Linked DNA regions of Homo sapiens: region 1 is linked to region 2. A link is a contact called in ENCODE Hi-C or POLR2A ChIA-PET data. All regions are on one chromosome and are shown on one strand. The core of a region is the stretch at or near the end of the contact, and the rest is flanking DNA. Distances in the headings are between cores, read along the strand shown.

The links. Hi-C counts contacts between places; a loop is a spot of excess contacts on that map. ChIA-PET counts read pairs that join two places held with the same protein, here RNA polymerase II (POLR2A).
Region 1: a loop to region 2 is called in a map of endothelial cell of hepatic sinusoid, with 10 times the contacts of the local background. The contact joins two enhancer-like sites. A Hi-C loop is called at or near these places in 1 of 168 maps with a recorded cell type or tissue (endothelial cell of hepatic sinusoid). POLR2A ChIA-PET finds 5 or more read pairs at or near these places in 7 of 52 experiments (A673, AG04449, Caco-2 and 4 more).

The regions. Positions count from the first base shown.
Region 1 is chr13:73,071,072-73,077,270 of GRCh38, reverse strand. KLF5 (KLF transcription factor 5) reads right to left here. Exons shown (of 4, transcript NM_001730.5): 4 at 1-1,563. The coding sequence ends at 1,385. Among named protein-coding and RNA genes, the nearest start is that of KLF5, 15 kb to the right of the region's middle. RefSeq lists enhancers at 931-1,736, 1,737-2,543. Within about 2 kb of position 1,555, at least 3 of the 41 ENCODE cell types and tissues checked have a DNase peak (open chromatin) inside an H3K27ac peak, as active enhancers do.
Region 2 is chr13:72,995,676-73,002,127 of GRCh38, reverse strand. It overlaps PIBF1 (progesterone immunomodulatory binding factor 1), which reads right to left. Exons shown (of 18, transcript NM_006346.4): 17 at 3,133-3,306. Among named protein-coding and RNA genes, the nearest start is that of KLF5, 60 kb to the left of the region's middle. Within about 2 kb of position 1,912, at least 3 of the 41 ENCODE cell types and tissues checked have a DNase peak (open chromatin) inside an H3K27ac peak, as active enhancers do.

The DNA of each region.
Region 1 (6,199 bases), core at 306-2,805, 76 kb before region 2:
TTTTCTAACAAACAAAACTATAATTTATCAAGTTATGAAAATTGTCTTCTAAAAAAACTTACTATATTACCACAAAATAAATAAAGATAAACAATATTTTAAAAACAAAATTAAATTTTCATTTCAATTAAGACCCCTTTTGGCATTTTGCTTATTTATTCTGCCCTTTGGTTAACAGCATCAGCATCACATTACTATTTTATATTGCATATATGTAGCATTTGCTTCCTTAAGTTTTCAACATATCATTTATATTTAAAGGCAGACACTGAGTCAGTATTAATAGATTAACTAAACTGCACTGTAATTTAGATAAAATTACTGTGTCTCACTGTGTATTACATGCAAAATCCACATAAATTGTCATTTAACCAACAGTACTGCACGAGCGAACATCTCGATATATGAAAACTGCATCATCAATTCAACGTTTTGGTACTTGAAACTGCATCATAAATGCAACATTGTCATATGTGAAAACGACACCCTAAGTCCTTCTTTTTAAAAATGACATTGCGTTTAGCTTATTGTAAGAGGTTGAACTTTTGTATTTTGTAACTATCTTTAAGCTCTTCAGTTTATAATTCATATAAAATGCCTTTTGTATTTAAAATAATCCTATTTTAATCAGTGCATGAAATTTGCTTTTTTAAAGTTCATTTGAATGATTATTCCTTCCCTCTAAAGAAATGATTTTGGTAATGTTGAGAGGTACCTTACCACAAATCCTAACTGTAAGTGTATTCATGGTTATTTTCAAAAGAATTATGACTCTTCCCCAAAAGAATCCTAAAAAACTTGTAATAAACCTATAAAGCTGATTTGCATATTTACAAAATTTTGAATAGCAAATATAGGCAACTCATATATGTATATAATTTTTAAAAACCCACACATTTGTTCAATGGCTATTTGTGAATTGCCAGGTATACTGTATCTCTAAGGAATTACCTACTATTGAAAAAAACTACTCAATGCCAAGTAAAATCTTGACATACAATCCATTCTTCTTCTGGTGCCTGCCAACTGATTTGTTTACTGAACACTGTCACATTAAATGATGGTGCCTAGGTAAAAACGCTGCACACACTCCCCTCCACCCCCACCCCTTACCCATGTTGAGACGTGGCTGCCTGTCATGAGATGAGATCTGCTTGAGTAAAGCCATATACATTACAGCAAGCATTCCAGATTCTTAAAATGACCAAACACTTTGGTATTAATACAATGTATTCCCTGTTTTCTCAAATATACAAAATATACATTTCCAGTTTTAGTTGTGGTTTTCTTGCTTTTGTTTGTTTTTGTTGTTTTTACACAGGAATAGTTAGGTCTGTCATTTGAGGGAGCCCAGGGGACCTGGAACGGGTCACACGGGCAGTGCTCAGTTCTGGTGCCTCTTCATATGCAGGGCCAGGTGGTCAGAGCGCGAGAAGCTGCGGTTGCACACCCCGCACTGGAAGGGCTTGGCGCCTGTGTGCTTCCGGTAGTGGCGGGTCAGCTCATCCGATCGCGCGAACCTCCAGTCGCAGCCTTCCCAGGTACACTTGTATGGCTTTTCACCTGTGACAACGAACAAAGGAGGTAAAGCGGCCTGCTTGTAATGCAAACATCCTAGATAACACCGGAGAAGGAATTTCAAAGAAAAAAAAAATCTTGGCCAAGCGAAAGAAGGAAAGCTCATGAATTCCATTATGAGTAAATACATATCAAAGCCACTCAAAGTAAGCTAGTTAAGAGTTATTTCTTATAACCTCCAAGTATTTTTTACCTCATAAAGAAAAAAGCATTTTGTGTACCTTTGAACAACTGAAGAATAACAATTTTAGACAAGTACAAAACGAATCAGTGCCCTTATTTTTATGTACTCCTACACACATAAATCCAGGAAATGACTAGATGAGCCTGAGTGGCTTTATCATTATTGTGCAAATACAGTTTCTATACCAACAAACCCAAATTAAATTATTATAGGACTAATGGCTGTAAGGTGGGTGAGGGAGGAAAAAATTCAGAAGCTGTTGCACGAATCACCTATACATTGAATTTCATGTACCACAACTGCTTAACCAGAAACTGGTCCTAGATGTTTCTAAATTAGCCAGACAGAAGCTTGCAGCTCATCAATCAGTTCACTTGAAAACATGGCCTCCAAAATGGACTATTAGGGCATTCACTCTTTGAGAGTCACACACACCTTCACACACCTTCCTTTTGCAGATTGAAGCAAAATAGTCTGGTACTGATAACTTCACATTGGTAAAAAAAAAAGACCATGAAACAACTGTAAAAACTGACATTTGTTGACTTGTATTTAGTTTTTCTTTGTCATGTGTTACACCCAAAATTCATTCCATAAACAATTCGCCAAGCATCTATTATAGGCCAGGAACTGTCCCAAATACTTGTGATACAATGGCTAACAAAATAAAAACAGTTGGCCTCATGGAGCTTACATGTGTAATATACATCTAAAAGTCTGAAATTGTTCAACCTACCCATTCCATTCTTTCACAGTTCTCTTCCCTTGAGTATTGAGTTGGTATGTTCCTCCCTCCCATCCTGTAATGTATATTATTCCTAATGCTCCCCAAAGCTTGCCAGCTGTTTAACTTTCAAAACCACTAAATATTCATAATGTAGTCTTAATTCTCTGTTTGTGAAGAATCCTACTGGAGATCATATATTCCAGTAGGAATAAATGCCAAAACGTTCTTTCAGTGAGCATTAACTAGCAGTTCCTACATTTATGATTTTATAATTTTCTATGAATTTTTTATAAGAATTCGTGAGATAAATTTGTATATTAAAGTATTACTGGCTTACTGCTGAGTTTTATATAGATACTTTTTCACCTCTTAAATTCCCTTAAAAAAATGTTTCCTTCTGAAAGGGAGGAACCTCAGAGTTGCTTTGAACACTTGTTTAGTTCTGACGAAACAGAAACTGCACAACCTTTCTGCCTAATTTAGCAGTATCATGTTCAGGAAGTTGTAGGATTAACCAAGTCAGTCTAAACTTTAAAAGACCCTGTCCTCATCAACTGAGATTTCTACAATTTGTGGTTAATATATTTTTGTTGTCATGATAACCACTCTGACTCTCAGACAAAGAAGAAAGTGCCAAAACAGACGACATGAAAGTGGTCCCAATTTTTTTTCCCTTGAGAGTTCACCTACATTTCCCATGGTATGGATTGCTGTGCCATACTTCCTCTCTTCTCTCCTCTGCCTCTGACCCAGACAGTTTTTGTTTTAATTCCCTTTCTGGTTCCTATCAATCCACTTTAAAAATGAACATCTCAATTCTAGAAGTTTTTTCTCCCCTCATAGTAGATTCTAACCAGAAATTTAACCTAAGACACTCAAGCCATTTACAAAACAAAGTATAAATCACGTTCTGTCACTTACAATCACATAAAATGTCTGATATATAGAAATATTTTAACACCAGTAGTAAATATAGCTATCACATTTGTAGATGTAAATTGATCACAAAAAAAATTTTTGCACAGTACTATTAGTTTTTGTTCCCTGTGAAAAATAAACCACAGAAACAAACATATTGGTTAAATACTTTACTGTCATTTAATGGAAAGAAAAAGTTATTTCTGATGTCTGAGACAAGGAAAAAAATTCCTATAGTGCTCCCAATTTTAAAAGAAATCATTCTAGTCTTTTGAATTTAATAATTAAATAGCAGAACTGAATTTTCAGAGTTTATGTAAGAAACAAGGGACACTAGACTCTTTTTGTTCACTATTTTTATTGGCTATGAAGCAATAAACTGCACCAGTATTTTTTAAAGTTTACTTTACTGATTGCTTGAAATACGGTAGCCATTAAAGTTTCTAAAACATTTGGGGTTTTGCTCTCAATTTATGCACATCTATAGAGTATTCAGCCAAGAATACTACCAGTGTCTGGAATGTTAGTTACTGGGGCCAAGTCTTACCATAAAAGTAAGGACAACTATCCCCCCACTTGGGGCAGTTTCTATGGGATTTGTTCAAGTGTCAACACCGTTCAAGTAAAACATCGTAGAGGAAACTGGTACCCAATTTCTGGCCAAACAGCAGACTTGGGCCTTTCTTCCTCAGCCAGAAACACTATGCACAGTACTTCTGGGAAACCAAACTGACTTCCTTTAAGTTATATTTCAACAGGATAGAGCTTTCAAAAGTTTAATTGGATTTTTACAGAATCTCTTTCCAATACCACCAATTTAAAATATTTAGTTAAGCTCTTTCAACATCAACTGTATTTTTAAGTTCTCATGCTGTTAACGTGAAACTTTCCAAAGGCAAAAAGAAAAAAGTGACAAGTTTGTACAGCACAGAAAACAAGCTCCCACTTTATCTCAAAGTATGTGTTTTCTCATTCTGTTTTTAAATTACAGGAGTATTTTGCTAGAATCTCTAATCTTTGAAAACTATGTTCAAGTTAAACATGCATACTATCCACGCTGATAAAGTCATTAACATACTTTACAAAAATGTTAAGCAGAAACATTACCGGTAAAAGGAAAAGGGAGCAGGCACCAGCAGCCATGGAGCACATACTCCAGAGCGAGGTACTTCTCATTATCTCGCTTCCTCACAATAACCCCGTAGAGTTAGAAGCAAAACGATGAGCTCCACATTAAGAATCCTGGTCTGCCACTTTTCCTTAATGTCTCACTTAAATCTTCCATTAGCAAACACTAATACACTCTCTTTGAACGATTTAAGGAACACATACATATTGTTCAAATTCATTTCCAGATTCTAAAGCCACTTGCGAAGGTCAGCTAAGGAATGGCTTAATGGACTCACAGCAAGCCTTGAACCCCAGACGATCTGAAACAGAGAGCACAACCTGGCAGTGCCAGCCTCTGTGGGGCCTGTGGGGTCCTGAGCACTGTTCAGGTATTGCCAATTCCCAGGTATCACCTAACGATAGCTCCTTTCCCCCAGGGTAAGTGAATTTCAGTGGGTTAGTGGAACATGTTTGTAAGCCATTTTAAAAATCCTCAGCAACAAACTGAAAATTGTCCTTTTTTTTCCCCCCTCTGAATGACTTCTGAACCTATCACAATGGAATGGGAAGTTTCTCTGCTCTGCTGAACACATTCAATAGACATACCAAGGCCTTTCCCTAAAATGTTCTACATAGATTCTTCTAACAAAAGAATAAAAATCACTGATAAAATATTTATCTTAAAATAGTTATTTTAGATAATGTTTTAAAAGTTTATTGCAGCAAATTTACACATCGGTTTCCTTCCTGGTGACTAAAAGACAACTCAATCAATATCTGATAAAGCTAAAATATCATGAGAATTAAAGTCACTGTTTATTAGTGAAGGTGTAACCTGTACTAAATGCCTTGCAAAACTCAAATAAGACTTGGTTTCTGGCCTCAAAGAACTTAAAATCTTGTATCTTGTTCTGCGAACCTAAACAATCCAAACTTTTAAAGTAGAATAAATTATTTCAACCTAATCTAAACTCTTAGAACTTAAGAGTCCTTGAAGCTCAAAATGGGCTCTTATTTCAAGAGGAAAATATTTTCATGCAATTCAATAATAATTAGATTTTTCCCATCATTTGAGACTTACGAAATTTAGTCTCTGAAATAGGCTCATATTAGATTTGCTTCTAAAAATCAAAAGGGAGAAAAATAGGAAACACTTATTAAAGAAATTCATAGGAAAATGATTTAGATATCTAAGAAAAGAGATAAAGTAGGAGGATGATTTTAGCTCACTAATTCATATTTTTACGTCTATGCCAGTAATTTTCCATCAAAAACCTTTCTATTAAAACTCATTGTCACACATTTCCTATACTTGGAACAGAAGGTCCATATCAAAGATTAGTATTATTAGCATTTGTAAATGCATCTAATTATTTACCAGATAACACCATCAATATTGTGCCCATTCAACCTAAGGAAGCTGATTGCCAAAAACAAAAACAAAAGCAACAAAAGAGAAATTCCTTTCTCTCCTCAATTTATATTTATCACTTTCTTTAAAATCCGATACCTCACTCCTTCTAGAAAGCCTCTGAACAGACCAGGAGAGATCATTTCACTTCTCTGTATCCCCATCACTGAAATTTCTGTTGAGCTATCAATTTGCACTTGCACATATACTGCTTTAGGAAGGCTTCAAATAGTTGTATTTTGCCTCCTTAACTAGCTTTTAAAGTTCCTCA
Region 2 (6,452 bases), core at 663-3,162:
TCTGTCCTTAAGGCACTTACATTCTGTGGTTCAATTAGTTTTTGTTGGTACACTAAGTGCCTGAACAATGACTCTGTCACATATGTCATTTCAAAGGCCAGAGCTTTTCTAAAAAAGGGAATTTTGAGGTTGCCTTCAGATGTAAATATCACTTGTACACTGTAAAACATTTGTATACATATAAAAAAGCACATTAAAAAAAGTCTTGTCAGGTGCTGTGGCTCACGCCTGTAATCCCAACACTTTGGGAAGCCGAGGTGGGCAGATCACGAGGTCAGGAGTTTGAGACCAGCCTGACCAACATGGTGAAACCTTGCCTCTACTGAAAATACAAAAATCAGCTGGGCGTTGTGGCACATGCCTGTAATCCCAGCTACTCAGGAGGATGAGGCAGGAGAATCACTTGAACCTGGGAGGCAGAGGTTGCAGTAAGCTGAGATCACGCCACTGCACTCCAGCCTGGGCGACAGAGTGAGAGACTCCATCTCCAAAAAAAAAAAAAGTCTTCAGAAGAAGACCTAAGTGTCAAAAAAAAAAAAAAAAAAGTCAAGCTCTTATTTCTCCTCCTCTGCGTCACAGCACTGCTCCCACTCCATTACCCAGTTAACAGTAGTTTTGTGTGGCTCGCCTCATATTGTCAATGCATATGGAAACGCTCATCCATCCACCCATCCATCACTGAATTTACTATCAGGGGAAAATACCTATAGCAAATACTTTCAGCCAAAGGATCTGGATTTAGAAATGTTTTCATTTTAGGTATAAAACCATGAGATTATAAAATGATTAGCTCTTACTTCAAATATTAGCGTGGTAAATTCCTTATCAACAAGTTCAGAGAAAATATAAAAAAGTATTCTTATGGAAAATTGAAAATATTCAAAAGAATAACTAAAAATTATGATGCCTGAAGAGAATCATAGCATGCTAGAATAAAAGGAGTCCAGAACTCATTTCATTATAACCTCCCACTTAATTTTATAGATAAGAACACATTGAGAACATTTAATGATTTGCCCCAGGTTATCTAGTCGGTTCACCTTACTAATTCTGCATTAGCTTACAGTCTTTGATTTGACTTGTTTGTAGTATTACCTCTCAGTTTTCATTAGGACATAGCTGAGCTTGTACCTCTTTTGAAAAAAATTTCCCTTATTATTATTTAAAAAGAATTTTATTGTAGAATAAAATAGAAAATCCAGATAAGCAAAAATAAGGAAGGAAGAACTACCCAACTAATATTGAATCTTCTTAATTTTATCATCACTGCATAACCTTATCTGGAGGTACTGGGGAAATCTTATTGTTACTCATGTACTGATTGATTATAGCCGGTATTCCAGAAAATCACAATCAGGTTACCAAGCTAAAGCTAGAAATGCAGAAGGTCAGGGTCAGAAGGAATAGTGCCACTGCCTGGAGCAGAGTAGGATCAGAAAGGCAGATCAGAGAGTGCTGACAGGCTTTAAGTATTCAGCTGTATCTTGTGGTTTTCATCTGACCCTATTTCCCATTAATGTGTATGTATTCAATCTGCTTTCTTCCTATAGATTATAATAGACACAGCATAGTGTCTGCCACAATCTCTGCCCACTCTCTGAGCAAAACCTGCCTAGCCATAGCCCTTAATAAACAGTCCTCGGCAGCTGTATTTGGAACTGTGTGACTCCTGCTCACCATTAAGGGCAGCCATTCTGTAGGCTGGGTAATAAGCTTAGGAAGTCTTGCCAAAAAGGGGTATCACCCAACAAGAATTAGCTATGCCAATTAGATTGTTAGTCTTGGAAAATACAGGGAGAACTACATTATAAGAGAGTAGATGCAGAAAGGATGTACAGAAACCTGTTTCAAGACAAAGGGCTGTGAGCAAGTTAATGAGGAAGTGGAAAACATGAGTAAGCAGAAACTAGAGGAGAAACAAAGAGAAGCTGATGTACTACAGAGGAAAAGATGCATGGACTCAGCCGCCTTGTGTCCAGGCTAGTCAACTGAGCCATCCTGTTTTCTCCCGCCTGTCAGCTTAGTCTACATTACTGCCACACGTATCCTTAAAATAATTGTCCCTTATTTTATTTTATTTTATTTTTTGAGGCAGAGTTTCACTCTCTCGCCAAGGTGGTGAATGCAGTGGTGCCATCGCACCGACAATTCTCCTGCCTGTCTCCCAAGTAGCTGGGACTACAGGCGTGTGCCACCACACCCGGGTAATTTTTGTATTTTTAGTAGGGATAGGGTTTCACCATGTTGGCCAGCCTGGTCTTGAACTCCTGACCTCAGGTGATCCTCCCACTTTGGCCTCCCAAAGTGCTGGGATTAGAGGTGTGAGCCACCATGTCTGCCCAATTGTCTCTTATTTGATCTAAACTGCAACTTTCATTTTTTTAAAAAGGGAGGTTGAATTATATAATCACTAAAAAATCTCTTTCATCCTATTAATCTTCAGTAGCATTATCTGCATGTATAATAAAATGACTGAGATCAGAAGTTCTCATATTTGACTATTATATTCAACTTGGGAGTTAAAAAAATTAAGATTCTGGGGACTCACTGAATCAGAATATCAGAGAAAATCTTTCTGGTTTTGAGTCTCTATGTTTAGCAGATAAAAATCATGTTTCTCCTGAGAAATGAAAGCATGATTGAGAAACCATTTGAAGTAAAATGGAATATTTAATAATGTTACTCCTATTTTAATTCTCTTGCCTTTTAATCTTGATTCTTATTATTTGTTAAAATATATAGTTTTCAATATTTCCTAATTTATTTTCTCTATTTTTAAAAATTGGCACATAATAACTGTACATATTTTTGGTATTTTACCTTTTAATCCAAATTTTTCTTATTTCTTTTTCTTTAATTTCTGTGCACATATATTTTTAGCTAACAATGCATTTCAGTTTATGTTAATTGATTTCACACTTTATGAGGAATTACAGTAAAATATACTATCATCTATAAGATAGGTAATATACACATTTAGAAAATGGATTAATGCAAATCCTTCAAGGTCTTTTCATGAAACATATTTGTGGAATCTACTCATTTCATAAATGTAAAAGGAAAAAATTAACTAAAATACATTTAGTAAGAATCAGGAATATTAAAATTATGAGTTTTAAAAATTGTACTTACAAAGAGTGTTGGTTTAGGTGTAAATATATTGTCTTCATGCTCTTTAGGCACATTCAAAGTCTTTGATTTCTGATTTTCTGTCACATGTTTTGGTTCTGTTTTAGTGAGAAGTAAGCTGTTCTCAGAATGTTTACTATGCATCTTAACGAGAATCTGTTTCATTGCTGCCAATTCCTGTTGATATATGAAAACAGAAGAAAGTAGCAAGAGTGATTTTAGCAAGCAGACTAATAATGATTAATATTAAAATATTTTTAAGTAGAAGAAACAATTATACTACACACATAAGTTGTGAAAATAAAATAGTAATTAGAATCATGCACATGAATCTTTTGATCATTAATACTCATTTAATATAACTGACAATTACAACATTCTATAGTCTAGTGGTTTCCACGTTTTTCTGCACACTGAAATCACCTGTGGAGCTTCAAATATTGCCAGTGATGACTGTGTCCCAACCCCAGAGACTGTGAGATAATTGATGTGGTGTGGCCTGGGCTTTGGAATTTTTTTTTTTTTTTAGATAGGATCTCACTGTCACCCAGGCTGGAGTGCAGTGGTGTGGTCTCGGCTCACTGCAGCCTCTACCTCCTGGGCTCAAGCCATCCTCCTGCCTCAGTGCCTGAGTAGCTGGGACTACAGGCGCATGCCACCACGCCCAGCTAATTTTTTTGTATTTTGGAATTTTTGAAGATCTCAAGTGATTCTAATAGACAGACAAATTTGGGAACCACTGGCATAGCTACCTTCCACTGTAGATGCTCCACATATATTCGCTGAGTAGACTATTTAAGCATTTAACTTTTTCTCTTCTTCTTTTAAACTGTCGCATTTCCTTTGAATTCTTATATAAAGATGGTAGAGAAAAAGAATCCAATCTTGGCTACTAGTCAGCAGTTAAACAGTAAGTTTAATACAGATTCAGGATTTCTTTAGCTGTATTATCCCTTATCCTTTTACAAATGATAAGTGGGGTTGGCTTCAGTTGCCCTTTGAACTAAGAATTAATTGTGATGAACTTTTTGAAGAGATCAAAAATTTCACCCGTTCTTGCTCCCAAGTGTATTTGTCTTTCATATCCATAGACAAATCTTTAGTACATAACACTAGTGGGTATTTATGATTAATTACTAAATTGATACATCATATACAAGTATATGGAGAGATGACAGGCTAAACTCTTCTTAATCTTTATTTATCAGAACAGAACAGTGGTAGGCTATGTAACAGGTAATTTTTTCCTATTATCTTATTGTATCTTCATGCCAAAACACGAAAGTTATGGTGATAGAACAATGTTCTGCTCTCTTCTACTAATCTGTTTATAGACACCAGCTCTGTGTCACAGCAAGTTCCTACAGGCCTTTCTCTTCTGGCTGTCATTAGTTCTATTTAGAACCATCTAACTTGAGTGAGTATTTTAAAGCAGTGTTGCTGAGTTTAAGCCATATAACCTTAATAGATTTTAGGGTTGCGAGACGTGTCAGAAGAAATGGTGTCAGAATCCTTTCTCCTTTCTGCAGTAGTGGGCCTGGCTTGGCCAATGTACATGAGAATGCATATACTTGCAGACATTGCCAATCTGATATATGATTATCTGGGCCATTTGGGGACTCTTTTTGCTTTCAAGATTATGTTGTTTCATTTATATGCTCCACTATGGTGAAGTATATAATTATTGATTTGATGTCAAATGGGTATGGTGTTATGGTAGATTTCAGCTCCTGTTCTACTTACCAAGATAAGTAGAAGGGAAAGCCTATGAAAAGAAAAACTTTCTATCTGAAAGAACATCTCTTTATTAGCCACAACTTTTCTATCTTTGGCATGAAGATAAAATAAGAGCAAAAATCCCCTCCAAAACAATCTAGCACTATTCTACAGATAAATAAGGTAAAGGGGGGTTTAGTGGTCAGGAGATTAGAAGGGAAATTCACATCTTTGCTTTATCCTAAGATCACCCCAGTTTGGGGTGTTGTCACAGTACCACTTTCGTTAATGTGACTGTACAAAAAATATTAGCAGTTTCTGAAATCCAGGCAAAGAACACTTTAAGATCAGCAAAATTCTGTAAAATTCTTATTAGGATAATACAGCTACAGTGGGTACCCAAATAACATTTAGAACACATTTTCAATTTTATTATGTTTGGCTTATATAATGATCCAACTTATATCGATGGTAAATTTGAACCAAGAAAATTCCACTTCAATTTTTTTTTTTTTAGAGACAGGGTCTTGCTCTGTTGTCCATGCTAGAGTGCTATGGTGTGATCACAGTTCATTCAAACCATCCTACCGCCTCAGCCTCCTGAGTAGCTAGGACTACAGGGGCATTCCCCCACACCCAGCTAATTTTTAAATTTTTGGTAGAGATGAGGTCTTACTATGTTGCTCAGGCTGGTCTCTCACTCCTGGCCTTAAGTGATTCTCCAGCCTTGGCCTCCCAAAGTGCTGGGATTATAGGCATGAGCCACTGCACCTGGCTAAGCACATGTAGTGGTACTATTTTAGTATAAAGCTATTAGCAAACGACACATCTATTCTTGACATTATTATTGTTTAAACTTAGGCTGCCTAATCTAGTTCAATGAGCTTTAGTTTTATAATTGATAAAATGTAAGCTTCTGTTACCTTTTAGGATTTTTGCCAGTCTGATAAGGGTTTGTGTATGTTTATTTTGCATTCCTTTTACAGTGAAGTTGAGCAGTTTTTTTTTTTTTTTAATATATTGAAGGTTTTTTTTCAGTTGATTGCCTTGGCCCATTTTTCTACTGAGTGGTCATTTTCTTATACATTTCAAGGAGCTCTTTATATGTTAGGGAAATTAGCCCTTTGTCTTTAATATGAGTGGCAATTTTTCCAGTTTACCTCTTACTTGACTTTGTTTATGACCCCCCCCCCCCGCTTTTTTTTTTTTGTTATGAAGAACATTTGATTGTGATGTAGCAGAATATGTCAATCTTTTCTTCTGTGGTCTTCTCCATGTTTTTTTCCTATATTTTCTTAAGTTACTTTTGTGGTTTTTCTTTTCTTTTTTTTTTTGAGATGGAGTCTCGCTCTGTCATCCAGGCTGGAGTGCAGTGGCAAGATCTCGGCTCACTGCAATCTCCGCCTCCCAGGTTCAAGCAATTCTCTGCCTCAGCCTCCAGAGTAGCTAGGATTACAAGCACCCACAACCACGCTCAGCTAATTTTTGTATTTTTAATAGAGACGGGGTTTCACCATCTTGGCCAGGCTGGTCTTGAAGTCCTGACCTCGTGATCCACTCGCCTCGGCCTCCCAAAGTGCTGGGATTACAGGCGTGAGTCACTGTGC